Linked DNA regions of Mus musculus: regions 2 and 3 are each linked to region 1. Evidence: chromatin contacts called from ENCODE Hi-C or POLR2A ChIA-PET data. All regions are on one chromosome and are shown on one strand. Each heading gives the region's core, a stretch centred on a gene start or an enhancer-like site at or near the end of the contact. The rest is flanking DNA. Distances are from core to core; before and after follow the strand shown. Region 1 holds the start of Tefm (transcription elongation factor, mitochondrial). Region 2 holds the start of Atad5 (ATPase family, AAA domain containing 5). Region 3 holds the start of Rnf135 (ring finger protein 135).

What was found. Hi-C counts contacts between places; a loop is a spot of excess contacts on that map. ChIA-PET counts read pairs that join two places held with the same protein, here RNA polymerase II (POLR2A).
Region 2: a map of left cerebral cortex shows a loop between it and region 1 (2.3-fold over the local background). The contact joins the promoter of Atad5 here to the promoter of Tefm in region 1. A Hi-C loop is called at or near these places in 7 of 37 maps with a recorded cell type or tissue (T-helper 1 cell, adrenal gland, heart and 2 more). POLR2A ChIA-PET finds 5 or more read pairs at or near these places in 4 of 5 experiments (Patski and embryonic stem cell).
Region 3: a map of heart shows a loop between it and region 1 (4-fold over the local background). The contact joins the promoter of Rnf135 here to the promoter of Tefm in region 1. A Hi-C loop is called at or near these places in 7 of 37 maps with a recorded cell type or tissue (adrenal gland, heart, left cerebral cortex and 1 more). POLR2A ChIA-PET finds 5 or more read pairs at or near these places in 4 of 5 experiments (Patski and embryonic stem cell).

What each region holds. Positions count from the first base shown.
Region 1 is chr11:80,140,392-80,144,049 of GRCm38, reverse strand. Tefm (transcription elongation factor, mitochondrial) reads left to right here and starts at 1,897. Exons shown (of 4, transcript NM_183275.2): 1 at 1,897-1,973. The coding sequence starts at 1,931.
Region 2 is chr11:80,087,408-80,091,065 of GRCm38, reverse strand. Atad5 (ATPase family, AAA domain containing 5) reads right to left here and starts at 1,666. Exons shown (of 23, transcript NM_001029856.2): 1 at 1,230-1,666. The coding sequence starts at 1,295.
Region 3 is chr11:80,181,808-80,185,465 of GRCm38, reverse strand. It overlaps Rnf135 (ring finger protein 135), which reads right to left and starts at 1,597. Exons shown (of 5, transcript NM_028019.4): 1 at 1,211-1,597. The coding sequence starts at 1,549.

The sequences.
Region 1 (3,658 bases), core at 648-3,147:
CAGCCAGGGCTACACACAGAGAAACCCTGTCTCAAAAAACCTAAAAAGAAAAAAAAATTTGGAAGATTTTAAAATTGTCTTTATTTTTGTTAGATCCTTACATTCTGGAGACATCATTAAGATTCATAGAATTTCCATGAGTTTCCCTAACTAACCCTTTTTTTTTTTTTTTAAGACTAGGTCTTACTATGACAGCCCAGGCTGACCTGGAATTCATGCTTGAGTACAGGAATGTGTTACCACACCAGGCACTCTTTCTCTCTCTCTCTCTCTCTCTCTCTCAAATATTTATTTATTTATTTATTATATGTAAGTACACTGTCGCTGTCTTCAGAGACACACCAGAAGAGGGCATCAGATGCCATTACAGATGGTTGTGAGCCACCATGTGGTTGCTGGGATTTGAACTCAGAACCTCCAGAAGAGCAGTCAGTGCTCTTAACCGCTGAGCCATCTCTCCAGCCCCCAGGCTCTCTTAAGAATAACTTTTATTTTAGACTTATTAATTTGTGTATATGAGTGTTTTGCCTACATGTATGTCTGTGTGCCAAGTCTGTGCCTGGTGCCTGTGGAGGTCAGAAGAGGTTATTGGACATCCCCGGAACCAGAATTATAGATGGTTGTCAGCCACCATGTGGATGTTGTGAACCAAAGCCGGATCCTCCACAAGAGCAACAAGTACTCTGAACGGCTGAGCCTGTGAATAGCTTTTGTTGTTGATGCCTTTTGAGACAGAGTCATTTTTGTAGTCTAGGGTGGCCTCAAACTCATTACATAGCCTAGACTGGACTCAAACTCACAATTCTCCTCATGCTCCTAAGTGTGGGCATTATAGGTTAGCTACGACGTCTAATATAACCACAAACCCATTACTAGACCCTTTTCCACTCTTCTTCCTTAGCCCAGGTTTCATTCCCCACAGTTCACTCTGCCTTGGCAAGAAAATCTGTTGTCATTCCTCCTACGCCCCGCCCAAGTTACCTGGCAACAGCCAGGTAGGCCTGGCTTTGCTCTAAAAGGAACTGCTTGCCCTCTCTGACTCTTTTCTCTCTGACCCCTTTTCCCCTCTCTCCTCTTCTCCCTCCCCGTCCTCTTCAACGTGTACTGGGCCACCAGTTCGTTCGTGTTCTCTCTCTCTCTCTCTCTCTCTCTCTCTCTCTCCCCCCTTTCCCTGCCTCTACTCCCTTCTTAACTCCCCCCCCCCCCAATAAACTCTATGCCATACTGGAGCTGGGTACCTCGGAGAGGAGGGGATGCCTCAGGATGGGCACCTCACCACACCATACCGCGCTCCATAAAACACAACAATTGTTTTATAAAACATATCACAATAACTTTCCGATTCCTCTTTCTTGTCCTCAGGTTCTTCTACAGTCCAGCCTCACATTGGCTGCAAATGACCAATTTTCTTTTTTTCTAGAAAGCCCCTCTAATCTGACTTTGCAACTAAAAAACAAGCAACCTGCCCGACTTTTTCAACTGTTCCACTTCGCATTCCAAGGATCAAATGTGGCTCCAGACTCACCTCCCCCCATCCTTTTCAAACAGTCAAAAGTGCCCAGCGTCAAAGCGACCTCATACATTGGCCTTATCCCGTGCATCTCTCCCAGATACTCCTCCTCTCAACTCCGGACAGGGTTACATGTGTGCATATAGGCTCCCCACTGTCTGCTGTGTGTCTGGGAACCCAGAGGAGACTCGCCCCAAAACAGGATTAAACCTAGTCTACTCCTATGCATCTCGGCGATCCCGAACGGCCACACTTTCTCCAGAGACCATCAGCCATCAATTACTAGGAACTCCGTTGGCATTTCCCTGAGACTGTCGCTTTCGCCGGAACCCTTCTGCCCAGCCCCGGCCGAGCACTTTTTGTTGGAGCACACGAAACCGGAAGTTGAGGAGGAACACAGGCGTGGGAAAGAGCCTGGCGATGGCTTGGAGGACAAACCTTGCTTGCCTCATCAAGGCCGGAGGTAGGGTTCCTGAGCACGAGGTGGATTGCTTTCCAGTCACTAGCCTGTAACCGGGAGTGGTTCTCTTCTGCCCTGTGTCCGGTTGTCCAGCGTGGAGCTGTAGCGGAGCTGAGGGGCGTTCATGTCCCCCAGCCCCGGAGCCCGTCCGCTTTAATGGCCCGGGGTCCACGCGCGTGCGCCCCTTCCCGGGCCGGAGTAGCTCGCTTAGCCTCTGGCTGTGTCGTCTTCCTGTGGCCGCGCTGGGAGGATGACTTTACACTGTCTTATAAAGTTATCCATTGCACAATGTAGACTGCTTGCAAAAATACAGCCTTGTTAGCAATATTGAGAACCATGCAGAACAAAATAAACCGTCCCCACCACTTAGTTAATATCACCAGCCCCCGCTTGCCCCAGTCAGAGCTCCATGTTGCCCAAGCTGGCCTGCAACTCACTATGTAGCTAAATCCTGATCTTCCTGCTTCCATCTCCTAAATGCTAGGATTGCAAGTGAGGAACACCACTCCTGACCAGCTAAAACATTTATTATAAACGTATAAAGTTTAATTTCCTTTAGTTCCATCAGATGATAAACTAGTAAAAAATGGAACTGGAGATCAATCATAAGAGGCGATACAAAAAATCCTCATAATATTATAAATGCCATAAGTAGCAGACATTTGAAATAATTTTAATTAAAATTAAGTGGTTCTAGGTATAGAAACCAAGGCCTTGCCAGAAACTAGGTCCTATCTAACTGGCCCTTAACTTTTTTGATTGTTTTTACTTTAGCAAACAGTCTCATTGCCTGGAACACTGTACTAGACCAGTCTGGCCATGAACTCTCAGAGGTCTGCCTGGTTTTGCCTCCCAAATGCTGGTTTTGTTTGTTTGTTTGGTTTTTTTGAATCAGGGTTTCTCTGAGTAGCCCTGGCTGTCCTGGAACTCACTTTGTAGACCAGACTGGCCTTGAACTAAGAAATCGACCTGTCTTTGCCTCCCAAGTGCTGGGATTAAAGGCACGTGCCACCACTGCCTGGCTCAAATGCTGGTATTAAAGGTGGACTCTACTTATCCCGAGAAGACTACAATTTCTTTATTTTAATTAATTAAATTTTTGGAGATGAGGTCTCAGGTAGTCCAGACTGTCATAAAACTCTTGGAATCTGAATCTTGTATGGACTGCCCCTCAGGTGCTGAGGTTGTACATACGGAGTTACAGTGCCAGGCAACTACAGCTTCTTCCTTGAGACAGCGCCTCTGTGTAGTACTGGCTATCCTGGTGCAGCTGAATTACTATGAAGTCAAGGCCATCCTGGTCTTCATACTGAATTTGAGTATGAAGACTATCCAGTGACATCCTGTCTCAAAAAAGAAAACAACAACAAAAACCCCACAAACAAACCCAACCCTACCAATGATCAAAACCAACCAACCAACCAACCAAAAACCAAACAAACCCTCAAAGATAGATAACTGTAATTATTGTAAAACTACTCTTTATGTTTTGTTTGTTTTTCAATACAGAGTTTCACTGTGCAGTCCTGGTTGTCCCGAACTTCCTCTGTAGACCAGGCTGCCCTTGAACTCAGAGATCCTCCTGCTTCTGCCTCCCCAGTGCTGGGATTAAAGGTGTGCACAACTACAACCAGCTCTACACTCCTCTTAAAGACAATTCTCTGTGATAATATGGTCTGTGTGCAAGT
Region 2 (3,658 bases), core at 417-2,916, 53 kb after region 1:
TTGAGATGGTATCAGAGGCACCACACAACAGACACTCAAGTAAGATCTAAGTTCAAGTACTAGACCTGACATCTACTGGTATGGAAATCTTAAGCAAATTAATTTTTAAAATATAACTTGGGGCTGGAGAAATGGCTCAGCGGTTAAGAGCACTGACTGCTCTTCCAGAGGTCCTGAGTTCAATTCTCAGCAACCACATGGTGGCTCACAACCATCTGTAATGAGATATGATGTCTTCTGGTGTGTCTGAAGACAGCTACAGTGTCCTCATTTAAATAAATCTTTTAAAAAAAAAAAAAACTCGATTAACGGGGTGTGAATGGTGCATTCCTGTGATCCCTGAATAAGCAGGCTGAGGTGAGTAGGTGATGAATTTGAGATGTGCTGTGCTACACAGTAAATAATATAAATATTCTGTAGCTGAAAAAGTTACTTAATTATAAAAATTAAGAATTAGAATTTAAGTGAATACACATCTTAGCTCACTTTAAGGGCACCAGAACACATCAGAAAGCTAGCCTGGTATATGGTGTATAAAAACCATAGCATCTCTGAAGAGGCACAAGCCTGTAATGATGACAGAAGAAAAAGTAGGTCAGAGATGTACTTTAAGATCCTAAAAACTACTTCTAAACGGCATAGAATATCTTTATAGTTGTTTAGTATATATTTCTCTTTCTTTCTCAGAAAGCAAGGGCTTCCTACATTAAGCACTGTCCTCTACTTAGTGTATTCTCTAAAACATGGTAAATATTAAGCACCTACATGTCACTGAGACTCTTAACTACATTACATTAAGCTCTGCGGTCACGGTAAGTTCCTTACTTGATCCATTTAAGTGACATTCTAAATGGAATTCCTAGGACAGGTATTAGTACGGGACTAGCTGAACTTAAAGCTTCATCTTCTTCGCCGTTCTGTGATCCCACATCATCATGAACAAAGAAAGTGACCCTGAAATCCTTGGTGACATGCTATTCCACCAACGTTTCAAGGACCCGGGAACTGTAGTTTTCAAATCCTGACTTAACAACCAGCCCGAAAATATCTTAAAATGCCAACGCTTTTGTGAGAGCTTTACACGGCACACTGAGGCAACTATCCCACACAAAATTATGACTGTGGGTCATCGTGTCCCTCCTTCCTCGTCCCAGAAGCACGCAGGACTCCCCCCATCCTCACGCCACAATTCCCCAACACTGGCAGAAAGGAACTTGACGGATCCTCACCTCAATCTCGTAGTCCTTCACAGGAAGGGGTGCTGCAGCCGCCGCCATGCTCAGGACCCCCACCATGATCTCTGCCTCCTAGAACCCGGGCTCCTAGGCCCTTCAGAGGTCCGGCCCAGCCTGGCTGGAGGCCATAGGGGCGGCAGGTCCAGTGGGAGCGAGCTGCGAGCCGGGGAGCCCGTCTCGGGTCTCGTAGAGACCACCGGCCGGACGCGAGTGAGAGGCTGGGCCCAGGGCCGCCGAGTCAGACTCAGACAGAGATGTACGGGAAGCCCGGGCTCAGGCCCCGAGGTGGCGGCGGGACAATACAAGGTGCCCCCGGGGCAGATTCTCCAGAATAAGCGCTCGAGCCCCACAGAACGCAGATCGGACTAGTGGGGCTTCGGCGGGAGTTCTGTCAATTGGGTTTTCCCGCCGTCCGGAGCGCAGGGGGCGGAGCCTACGACCGCTGTCGGAGGCTGCGCAGACGGTGAGCCGCGAAGGACAAACTACTTCCTTTGGCGAATCTGCGCGCGATTGTAGCAATTTTAGATTAGGAATCTAGTTGAATTTCAGAGATTCGCACTTCCATGTTAAAGTTTGACTTATTGAAGACGTGTTTTGTCTAAGATTACCTAATCATTTGGTGGCCGAATTAACTTAGACTTTAGCCGTTCTTTTTGTTTGTTTGTTTTTCAAGACAGAGTTTCTCTATGTAGCCCTGGCTGTCCTGGAACTCACTCTGTAGACCAGGCTGGCCTCCAAGTGCCGGGATTAAAGGCGTGTGCCACCACTACCCGGCGACTTTAGCTATTCTTAAAATTATATTTTTGAAGCCAGGAAGTGGTGGTGCACTTGGACGGCAGAGCAGCAGATATCTTTAAGTTTGAGGCCAGACTACGTAGAAAGTTCCATTTCAGCCGAGAGACTCTGTCGTTATATAGATAGATATGTAGATAGACTGACTGACAGAAAGACAGACAGACAGAAGATAAAAAGAGATAGAGGAGCCAGGCAACGGAGGCACACTCACACCATTAATTCCAGCACTCTGGAGTTAGCAGAAACAGGCAGACCAGCAGTTTGAGGCCAGCCTGGTATACAGAGAGAAATCCAGGACAGCCAAGGCTACACAGAGAAACCCTATCACGAAAAATCTAAAAAAGGAAGAAAAGAGGCAGCCAAAAGACACCTCATGTTGATCTCTGTACTCTGCATGTATGTATGTACATCTGCACTAACCCACAGGAACATATTATACACATCACACACACAAATATATTTTTTCTTGTTTGTTTGTTTGTTTGTTTGTTTGTTTTTGAGACAGGGTTTCTCTGTATAGCCCTGGCTGTCCTGGAACTCACTTTGTAGATCAAACTCAGAAATTCACCTGCCTCTGCCTCCCAAGTGCTGGGATTAAAGGCGTGCGCCACCACTGCCTGGTGTGTATATATTGGAGGCCAGAAGAGAACATGGAACTGGAATTACAGGCAGTTTTGAGCTACCATTGTGGATGCTGGAAACCAAACCAAGGTCTTCTGCAAGAGCAACAAAGCCCTTTACAACTGAGTCATCTCTCAGGCCTCAGAAAGCATGGGCTGGGCTACTGAGCTACACACCCAGCCCACAATTAACCATTATAAACAGTCTTTGTAAAACCCAGTCACAGTGGTTAAAGATTTAACTGCTGCTGGGGCAGTGGTGGCACATGCCTTAGTCCCAGCACTTGTGAGGCAGAGGCAGGTGGATTTCTGAGTTTGTGGCCAGCCTGGTCCACAGAGTGAGTTCCAGGACAGCCAGGGCTACACAGAGAAACCCTGTCTCAAAAAAAAAATCAAAACAAAAAACAAACAAACAAAAAAGAGCGTAGACTGCACCTGCAGAGGACCTGAGTCTGGTTGCCAGCACCTAAGTCAGGTAGGTCACAACAGTCCTTAGTTCCAGCTCCAGGAGATCTGATGCCGTGTTCTGGACTTCACAGGTATTCACTCACACACACCCACATACCCACAGACAGACACACAACTGCACACATAATTTAAAAATAAATAAAAATAAGAACAAGTAAGTGGACTGTCAATGTTGTTGGAGTGCCACAGAGGATCAGAGAGCTTGCAGCACAATCACGAAAACATCCCAGCCCCGTGGAACACACTGGGCATTGTGTGTATGGCTGGAATGCCAGCTCTGAGACCAGCAGAGATAGGAGGACAACGGGGCCCGGCCTCCAGCCTAACTGGGAAACCATGAGCCCAGGTTCATGGCTACTCACAACCATAGGTAACTTCAGGCCCAGGGGATCTGATGCCCTCTTTTGGCTTCCATAGGCACAAAAACTCTGAATGAATGGGGTACAGAAACATACATGCATGCAAAATATTCATATACATAGCACACATATATACACACACACATACATACACACACACACACACACATATACCAGGGGC
Region 3 (3,658 bases), core at 348-2,847, 42 kb before region 1:
GAAACTGAAAGTAGTTAGACACAAAGGGGCCCATTTACATGAAACATGTATAATGAGAGGTCCCCTAAAAAATAAAATGAAATAAAAACCTTGGAAGTAGAAAAGTTTCAGTTTCCCAGGGAAGCAGATTGAGACAATGGGCTGTTAATAATCAATGGCTCTGGAAGCTCAGAGCTGAGTCATCTCCTGGGATTTCCTCAAGGCCTCCCCAAGTATAGTAAATCTAACATAGCAGCTAATCAGAAACCAACCCATGTAACTTCCCCAGCACCCACTAATGAAGTTTTAGATTACCTAATGTTTGATAAAATTCCTCTAGTTTCCCATGGATGCCTTGTGCCCCTTTGTCTGGGGTCACCATTTTTATAAGTGGCTGGCCCCTGCATGCAGGGTTCTTGCTTTCTTCAAACAAAAAACACTCTTGCCTTTGAATGGGAGTGGTGGTCTCAGTGCGTCGCTTTCTGACCTAATATAACAGGTAAACTCAGACATAAAGCTTATGAGAGATGAGATACAGAGAGGCTGGAGGGACAGGAATCAGGTGTTATTGCTTAGTGAGTGGGTACAGAGGTCTTTTTTAAGTTGATGAAATTACCTTGGCAACAGCGGTGACAGAAGCACAGTATTGGAAATAAGAGAGATGCCATCGAACTGTACACTAAAAAATTGTTCAGATGGCCAGTCGTGGCACCTGTGTTTGATCCCAGCTCTTGAAAAGCAGAAGCAGGCAAAGTTTTGAGTTCAAGTGGCCCACACCTGTAATCCCAGACTTGGAAAGCCGAGGGAGTCACCCCAGGTTCAATGCCATCCTAGTCTAGTCTAGTTAGACCCTGTCTCAATAAATATACAAATAGGCCAATTGAGTTAAGGGGGAAAATGGCAATTTTTGTGGCACATACATTCTACCACACTAAGAATCTCCAGACATCACAGAAGGCTGGGAAAAACTAAAACTATACAAGTGTGCACCACACCTCGGGTGGATGGGACTTGGATTTTTAACTGTTTGTGATGGGATCTTACTATGTAACTCTGGCCCTGTGGGGCAAGCCACTCCAAAACGGGGAATTGCAGGCATGGGGCCACCACATTGGGCTTTTGTATTTCTTTATACAGCTATAAACTTTTTAAGGTTCTCCAGAAAACAGATTAGACTGAGCAAATTTTGTGGCAGAAAAAGAGATCTGGAAGTCCGGTGCAGGCTTCCTACCTGGGGCGCAGAACGCGGCGCGGGGGCGGGTTCAGGCTCCGAGCCAGCCTCGACCTCCCGCGCCGCTTGGAGGTACTTGTCCACCAGGTCTTGCAGCAGCGGGTTCTTGTGCAGCTTGGGCTTTGTCAAGGGACCCTTCCGACATATGGGGCAAGCCCAAGGGCAGCCATCCACGGCCCCACGCTTCGAGACCCACAGGTCATGGAGGCACCGGAGACAGAAGCTGTGGCCACAGGGCAGCGTGGTGGGCTGGTCTAGTAGCCCTTGGCAGATAATGCAGCTCAGGTCGTCCTCGCTCAGCCACACGGGGACTGCATTGCCAGAACAAACGGCCGCCATAATTAGGCGACAGCCAGGAAGCACCCTTAGGTTCCGCCTTGTCCTACTAACTTCCCCGGCAACACTTCGCCTTGTCCATCAGCTCGCCCCGCCCCTCCCATCAGCTCGACCCGCCCAGCTGCTAATTCTCCCCAGCCTCTAAAAGCGCCGGACATTGCTGGCTACCTGCCTGGATTTTGGCCTGGAAAAATCATCTCTCTCTAGTAGTTGGGTCCTGCTCGCCTAGCCACAAACACGCAACCCCAACAACTTAAGCTATGAAGAAGGTCCGCTTCAGGAACTCATTTTAGAATCATAAGAGTATCAAAATTACAGTTATGAAGTAGCAACAAAAATGGGATCTAATGCCCTCTTCTGGTGTGTCCGAAGACAGCTACAGTGTACTCATATGCATTAAATGACATTAAAAGACAGCCTCAGGGGCTGGTGAGATGGTTCAGTGGGTAAGAGCACCCAACTGCTCTTCCGAAGGTCTGAAGTTCAAATCCCAGCAACCACATGGTGGCTCACAACCACCCGTAATGAGATCTGATGCCCTCTTCAGGTGTGTCTGAAGACAGCTACAGTGTACTTACATATAATTAATTAAAAAAAAAAAAAAAAAAAAAAAAGACAGCCTCAGTCTTTATTTGCTCTTCTTAAAAATAAGTAAATCTGGGGGGAGGGTATAGGAGACTTTCGGGATAGCATTTGAAATGTAAATGAAGAAAATACCTAACAAAAAATTGGAAGCCAGGCGTGGTGGAGCACGCCTTTAAGGCAGGCGGATTTCTGAGTTCGAGGCCAGCCTGGTCTACAAAGTGAGTTCCAGGACAGCCAGGGCTATACAGAGAAACCCTGTCTCGAAAAACAAAACAAAACAAAACCAAAAAAAAAAAAAAATGGAAAAAGAAAAAAAAATAAGTAAATCAGGGCTGGAGAGATGGCTCAGCAGTTAAGAGCACTGATTGCTCTTCCAAAGTCCCGAGTTCAATGCCCAGCAACCACAGGGTGGCTCACAACCATCCATAATGGGATCTGATGCCTTCTTCTGGTGTGTCTGAAGATAGCTGCAGTTTACTTACATATAATAAATAAATAAATCTTTAAAAAAAAAATAACCAACTACTCTTCCAGAGGTCCTGAATTCAGTACTCAGCAACCACATGGTGGCTCACAACCATCTGTAATGGGATCTGGTATGTCTGAAGACAGCTACAGTGTACTCATATACATAAAATAAATGAACAAATCTTTAAAAAATAATTTTCTTGCTACTTCACAACTGTAATTTTGCAACTGTTATGAATAGTCATGTGAATATAGGAGTTTGCCAAAGGTGTTATGACCCACTCATTGAGAATCACTGCTCTAGCAGGTACCTCAGCAGTCAGGTCCAAAGAACTTTAGAAGCTAGAGAGGATCCACCTCCCCAGGGAGCTGCACTCTGGAGAGACACATCCAGAATTTGTATTGCAGCTTCTCTGACCGGGGAATTAAAAAAAAATCAGTAAATTCAGAGGACCTCATCAGGCATGAAGGCACACATCTGTAATCCCAGCACTCAGGAGGCAGACAGACAGATCTCTGTTAAGTTTGAGGCCAGCCTGATCTACAGAGTGAGTTCCAGAACACTCAGGGCTACATTAAGAGACCCTGACTCAAAAAAAAGAAAGAAAGAAAAAAAAGAAAGAAAGAAAGAAAGAAAGAAAGAAAAAAGAAAAAGAAAAAGAAAAAGAAAAAGAAAGGAGGAAAGGAAAGGAAAGGAAAGGAAAGGAAAGGAAAGGAAGGGAAGGGAAGGGAAGGGAAGGGAAGGGAAGGGAAGGGAAGGGAAGGGAAGGGAAGGGAAGGGAAGGGAAAGGAAAGGAAAGGAAAGGAAAGGAAAGGAAAGGAAAGGAAAGGAAAGGAAAGGAAAGGAAAGGAGAAAGACAGTGCCTCCTGGACCACATGAGGCTCTGTCATTTAAAAAACATAAGTGTGTGTGTGTGTGTGTGTGTGTGTGTGTGCATGTGTGTTATGTGGAATCTCTTAAAAACCACCTCACTCTGCTGAAGAGAGAACGATTACATCTCTTCATTCCACTGAAAGAAGAAACAAAGAAGCACCTAACAAGTACCTTGGGCATCTGTT